Linked DNA regions of Homo sapiens: region 1 is linked to region 2. Evidence: chromatin contacts called from ENCODE Hi-C data. All regions are on one chromosome and are shown on one strand. Each heading gives the region's core, a stretch centred on a gene start or an enhancer-like site at or near the end of the contact. The rest is flanking DNA. Distances are from core to core; before and after follow the strand shown.

Region 1 (2,700 bases), core at 137-2,636, 3.9 Mb after region 2:
GTGAAATTCAAACATTTGCAGGTCTAGAGGGCTTAAAGCCAGCTTATGATGGTACCAGTTCAAGTTAAAACTGTATTCTCCCCTATTCCCTTCTTATTCTGTCCAGGCAGGAAGGACCATCCTATTTTTTCCCTCAGGCTTCCAGCCGGAAGTAGATTATAGGTAGAGCATAACTCATCACCACATAATACATTGGAAAAAGATGATGGTATTTTTTCTCAGAGTTGTTTCTTGACTACATCACAGTGGTGAAACATGCACTCACACCCCTGTGGACTCAGGTAAGCCATCCCAAGAGTTTCCTCCCTGTGGACTCAGGTAAGCCATCCCAAGAGTTTCCTCCTTCTTCTTCATTGTGGGCCTATGGCAGTGTGTTTTGTTTGCTGATGCATATACCTTTACATACAAAGCTATCATGGAAATTCACAGGCATGCATACATCTGAATAGAAAGGCTATAACATCATGTGATAAGTTCATGTCCAGCCAACCAGTTATCCCGGCTGGGCACCAGTGCCAGTAAATTAGAGTGATTTGGGCAGCTAGTCAACTTTTATTCAGAGTCAGCTGTCTCATGCGTCCGTGTGAAGAGACCACCAAACAGGCTTTGTGTGAGCAACATGGCTGTTTATTTCACATGGGTGCAGGCGGGCTGAGTCCGAAAAGAGAGTCGGCAAAGGGTGGTGGGATTATCATTGGTTCTTACAGTTTTTCGGATAGGAGGTGGAGTGAAGAGCAATGTTTTGGGGGTAGGGGGTAGATCTCACAAAGTACATTCTCAAGGGTGGGGAGAATTACAAAGAAACTTCTTAAGGGTGGGGGAGATTATAAAGAACATTGATCAGTTAGGGTGGGGCAGAAACAAATCACAATGGTGGAATGTCATCAGCTAAGCTATTTTCACTTCTGTGGATCTTCAGTTGCTTCAGGCCAGCTGGATGTATACGTGAAGGTCACTGGGGATATGATGGCTTAGCTTGGGCTCAGAGGCCTGACATCAGCCATTCTTGCAACCTGGTAAGGAGTTCTGCTAATCACACACATTCCACCTTGTACACGAGGGCCAAACTTCCTTTTGGTGAAGAAGTATAAACCTCTAAAATTGACTTGGATCTCCAGGTCCACCTAGCCCATTCTTTGTGGAGTTCCCTTGCTGTTCTAGTCTATCAACTTAGGCTGAGTCAAATATCTCAATAGGTTGCCCAGCTATGAGCCAACACCCTGCTCTGCAGCCCTCCCACATCTCAGCTTGCAGGGAAGCCAGCGAGGGCAGCGTGGTGATGTCACTGCGTCCGCACGCGCCCCGCCCCTGAGCAGTCCTTGCTGCCCCGCCCCCGCTCGGCTCGCCGCCAGGGGACGCTAGTGGGTCCAGTCTCCTTGGCAACCACTTGCTCCTCCCCCTCCGCCCCTTTAACCTTTAGGGTGCGCGGGTGCAGTATATCTCGCGCTCTCTCCCCTTTCCCCCTCCCCTTTCCCCACCCCGGGCGCTCAGGTTGGTCTGGACCGGAAGCGAAGATGGCGACTTCTGGCGCGGCCTCGGCGGAGCTGGTGATCGGCTGGTGCATATTCGGCCTCTTACTACTGGTAGGGGAGGCGCTTGGAGTTTTCCCCATGTTTGGACTGGGGGAGGAAGGGAGGGGCAGGCCCTGCAGTTGGCCTCTCCGGGCCCCGGAGACCCTCTTCGCCCCGCCCCGCTTTTAGCTTGGACTGTGGAGGGCTCCTTAGTGTTGGGGGCTTGGGCGGGCGGCGGGGGCAGGGGGGTGTCGATTTCCGGTCTCTTTTGCTGTCATTTCACCGATGACGTCTAGGGTTGCAGGGTCCTTTTTGGAAGCTCTTGCCGTCATCGCTGACTTGGGCAATGGGGCCGGTGGGGTTTGGGGGCGGAAGAGACCCTCGGGGTTGAGAAGTATGTGGTGGCCTTTCGTCCCCTGTAAAACATTGTCACACGGTGTGGGGCGGCAGCGCTGGATCTTTGCAAGTTAAGTAGGCGCTGGCGTTGTTTACTTGTCACCTTCTCTGTATGTTTTTTCCCTCATTTTCCCTACCCTTGGGGCTAGTGAGTCTCCAACCTCTGTGCCCATTGTGTGATTCTGCCTTGATGACGTGAGTTGCTCGTTCTGACTTCCAGGTGTCACATTCTCTTCTAATCTTTTTTTGATTGGTGTAGATACCTGTGGAGGGCGGAGCTGTAGCCCTCTTTATTACCAGTATCGGAGTATATACTACTACCTGTCTGACCTCAGGTGCTTTCTTTTCCAACGATCTTATTTCTGCATATTCAGTGAGCAAAGTGTAGATAGAAATGTCTCAGAGTGGCCTGGCTATTACTTCCCTGTTCATATTAAAACCCTTTGGTTTATTTGGGAGTTCAATTTATTTCCTTTCATAACTTCTCTACCTTCTCAAATCTTCTCTTTTCTCATCGTCCGAGGCTGTAGTTACTTTCTGTTCTCACGTATTTTGACCTTTTTGCATTGCAAAACAAAAACCTCCAGTTCTGGAAATCAGGCTTGTTTGGTTTTACTTTAATTGTCAGATCCAGTTGGTGTCTGGTACCTATGTAGTATGTTCTAGTAGATTTTTGCAGTAGAGACTAAAAAAAGAAAATAAAAGAAAAGAATGGTGTGAAAATTTAAGAAAAGGATCCTCTTGTTACTGCCATCACTGTCACAGATAAAAACACTGCCTTTACCCTGGAACA
Region 2 (2,700 bases), core at 201-2,700:
ACATAAAATTAACCATCACACCAGATCTGCTGAATCTGAATCTACATTTTAAAAGGATTTGCCAGGTGACTCTGCATAATCCAGTTTGAAAATTGCATTTTTCTACAACCCTTAGAGAGTGTAAAAATCTACATGGTAATTCAGTAACTCAGAAACAAGGCTTGATTTGCTGCTTTAACTTGAGAACTTTTCTAGCATTTACTGATCTGGAGGTAGGGATGCCTACAGAAATCCTCGCCCTCCCTTCTAGGTAAAGGACCCTCCCCTTTGTTCTCACGTGAACCTCACTAAGCTTCTAACCTGGTTTACTGAATTAGTGGCTTGTGGGTCTTCCCTGTCTACACCAAACTCTCCGAGAGCATCTACATCTTATTTTCTACCTCCACAGAGACAGCCTTTATTGGCGGATCCAGATCTGCCCTGCCAAGGCAAGCTGGGTTTTCCTAGTTTCACTTTCAGAGTCCGCAAATGCTAGCACAATCTATCCAAATTCTATCGTGGAGATAAAGCATGCACACATACATCAGAGGATTCCATAGGTCGAACCATATGAAACTACCTATGTTGATTACTTTTACCTATAAAACCAGCAACATCATAGGACTCAACAAATTTCCATTGCTGTTTTTCCGCCTAAAAGCTATTTTAGGACCAGGAGCAGTGGCTCACGCCTGTAATCCCAGCACTTTGGGAGGCCGAGGAGGATTGCTTGAGCCCAGGAGTTCGAAACCAGCTTGGGCAATATAATAAGACCAAGCCTCTACAAAAATAAAAAGTAGAAACAAAATTAGCCAGATGTGGTGGCATGCTCCTGTAGTCCCAGCTACTTGGGGGAGCTGAAGAGAATCGCTTGAGTCCAGGAGTTGGAGGTTGCAGTGAGCTGCGATTGCGCCACTGCATTCCAGCTTGGGCAACAGAGCAAGACCCTGCCTGGGAGAAAAAAAAAAAAAAAAAAAAGCTATTTTAGGGACAATATGCCGCCACAGTCACGAGGTAAATATGCCGCCACAGTCACGAGGTAGATCGTACAAAGGTTGCTAACAGTATGGCAACTGACCGCTAACAAGCGAATGTCAAGTTGTGAAATGCACACCACCCACTTCCCTAGTTCGGTCGAAGCCCTCCCCTTAATTATGTGCAATTCAAGTCCCCACTGCCCGCCCGCAAGCCCCCACTCATCCTCGCTGCGGGCAGGGTGGCCCCTGCACTTTACAAGGGGGTGCAGGAGCGGGAGACGGTCGTCCGAACACCGGCTCCCCGGCATGCGTAGACCGGCGGGCGGAGCGGGCTCACTTTGCGCCAATCCTACGAGAACTCCCAGAACTCCGCTTCCCTAGTCCAACCCAAGCCAGAGTTGCCCACACCTAAGATGGCGGCGGGGGCGGAGTCGGCGCGGCCGCCTCTGGGCGGGACCGCGGGGACTAGACGTGGCCGCGGGGCGGTGTCATCGCCCCCGCCCCGCCCGGTCCAGCCAGCTCGGCCCGGGGGCTTCGGGCTGTCGGGCCGGCGCTCCCTTCTCTGCCAGGTGGCGAGTACACCTGCTCACGTAGGCGTCATGAGGTCTCCGGTTCGAGACCTGGCCCGGAACGATGGCGAGGAGAGCACGGACCGCACGCCTCTTCTACCGGGCGCCCCACGGGCCGAAGCCGGTAAGCGGCGGGGTCGTCCAGGGGCTTCGAGTGGGCAGCGGTACCGGGGGCGGCGGTCTCTGGGCCGGCATGGCCCGGGTACCCGCACCCTGCGCCGGCGGGACCGGAGCTGCTCAGGCGCGAGGGGACATTAAGAGGGGAGCCCGTTCAGAGTGCCGCTCAGTCCCGCCTGCCTCGGTGCGCAGAAGCCCCTCGGGAACCCCGGGGGCCGCGACCGTGATCGCGGAGCCGAGCCGGGGCCTCGGCAGGTGCAGCCCCACCGGGCGGGGGCGGGGGCGGGGGCGGGGGCGGGGGAGCGGCGGTGCAGCCGGCGCTGAGCTGGTGGTTATTTTGGGTAGTGCTGAGCAAGGGACCCAGTGGAAGAACGAACTGGGAGAGAATCATCAAATGAATGGGCTAAGGTCCGAGCGGAGGACCCCGGTGTAAGAGCAAACTGGAGGAGAAACCTGCAGATCAGTAGGCAGAGGGCTGTCCTTCCCTGTCACCGCTAGGTTTCCGCCACTGCGTATCCGCCAGCATGTGACCTGGTAGCTTCTTAGGCGGGGAGGGAAGACAAAAAAGGACTGGAGTTAACATTTGTGAGTATGCAGAGGGCAACTATTGTATAACCCAGCTGATATCTTGACATTGTGCAGTAAGAGACTAAAAACATCGAGGACATTTTTTTTCCGTCTGGCAGTCTATGATTTAAGTTAGGAAAAGGTTCAGTTATCCTCAAGATACCTATGGAGTTCTAAAGTAATTTGCCAAAGGTCTTGGAACAAATCGAAAAGCAGGTACGTCATAAAGCATCTTCCCTGAATTTGAGAAAATTAAAATATTTTGCTATTTGACACTTTTGTAATATAGTTTATTTAAAAGTAACGAAAACTAAAGAACAAATCAGTTTGAATGCATTCTATAGTTTCAAAGATCTGTGCGTGAGAAAGAGTTGTGTTGGAAATTTGACTTTGGCTAACCCAGAATTGTATAGTTTCTATATTTTTATTTGTTTTTAATGTTACCAGATGGTGGCAGTAGAGGTGGCAACCTTATAGCTCCATCTGGCAGC

The links. A loop is a pair of places that touch in the nucleus more often than their neighbours do. Pooled maps may share reads with other maps.
Region 1: a loop to region 2 is called in a map of CD8-positive, alpha-beta T cell, with 10 times the contacts of the local background. The contact joins the promoter of LMBRD1 here to the promoter of SLC17A5 in region 2. A Hi-C loop is called at or near these places in 3 of 168 maps with a recorded cell type or tissue (CD8-positive, alpha-beta T cell and naive thymus-derived CD4-positive, alpha-beta T cell), 1 of 37 single-sample maps with no recorded cell type and 11 of 50 pooled maps.

What each region holds. Positions count from the first base shown.
Region 1 is chr6:69,795,696-69,798,395 of GRCh38, reverse strand. LMBRD1 (LMBR1 domain containing 1) reads left to right here and starts at 1,386. Exons shown (of 16, transcript NM_018368.4): 1 at 1,386-1,583. The coding sequence starts at 1,515. RefSeq lists enhancers at 1,465-1,694, 1,323-1,878, 2,005-2,054, 1,879-2,435.
Region 2 is chr6:73,652,742-73,655,441 of GRCh38, reverse strand. It overlaps SLC17A5 (solute carrier family 17 member 5), which reads left to right and starts at 1,450. Exons shown (of 11, transcript NM_012434.5): 1 at 1,450-1,649. The coding sequence starts at 1,556. RefSeq lists an enhancer at 246-335 and a silencer at 1,335-2,004.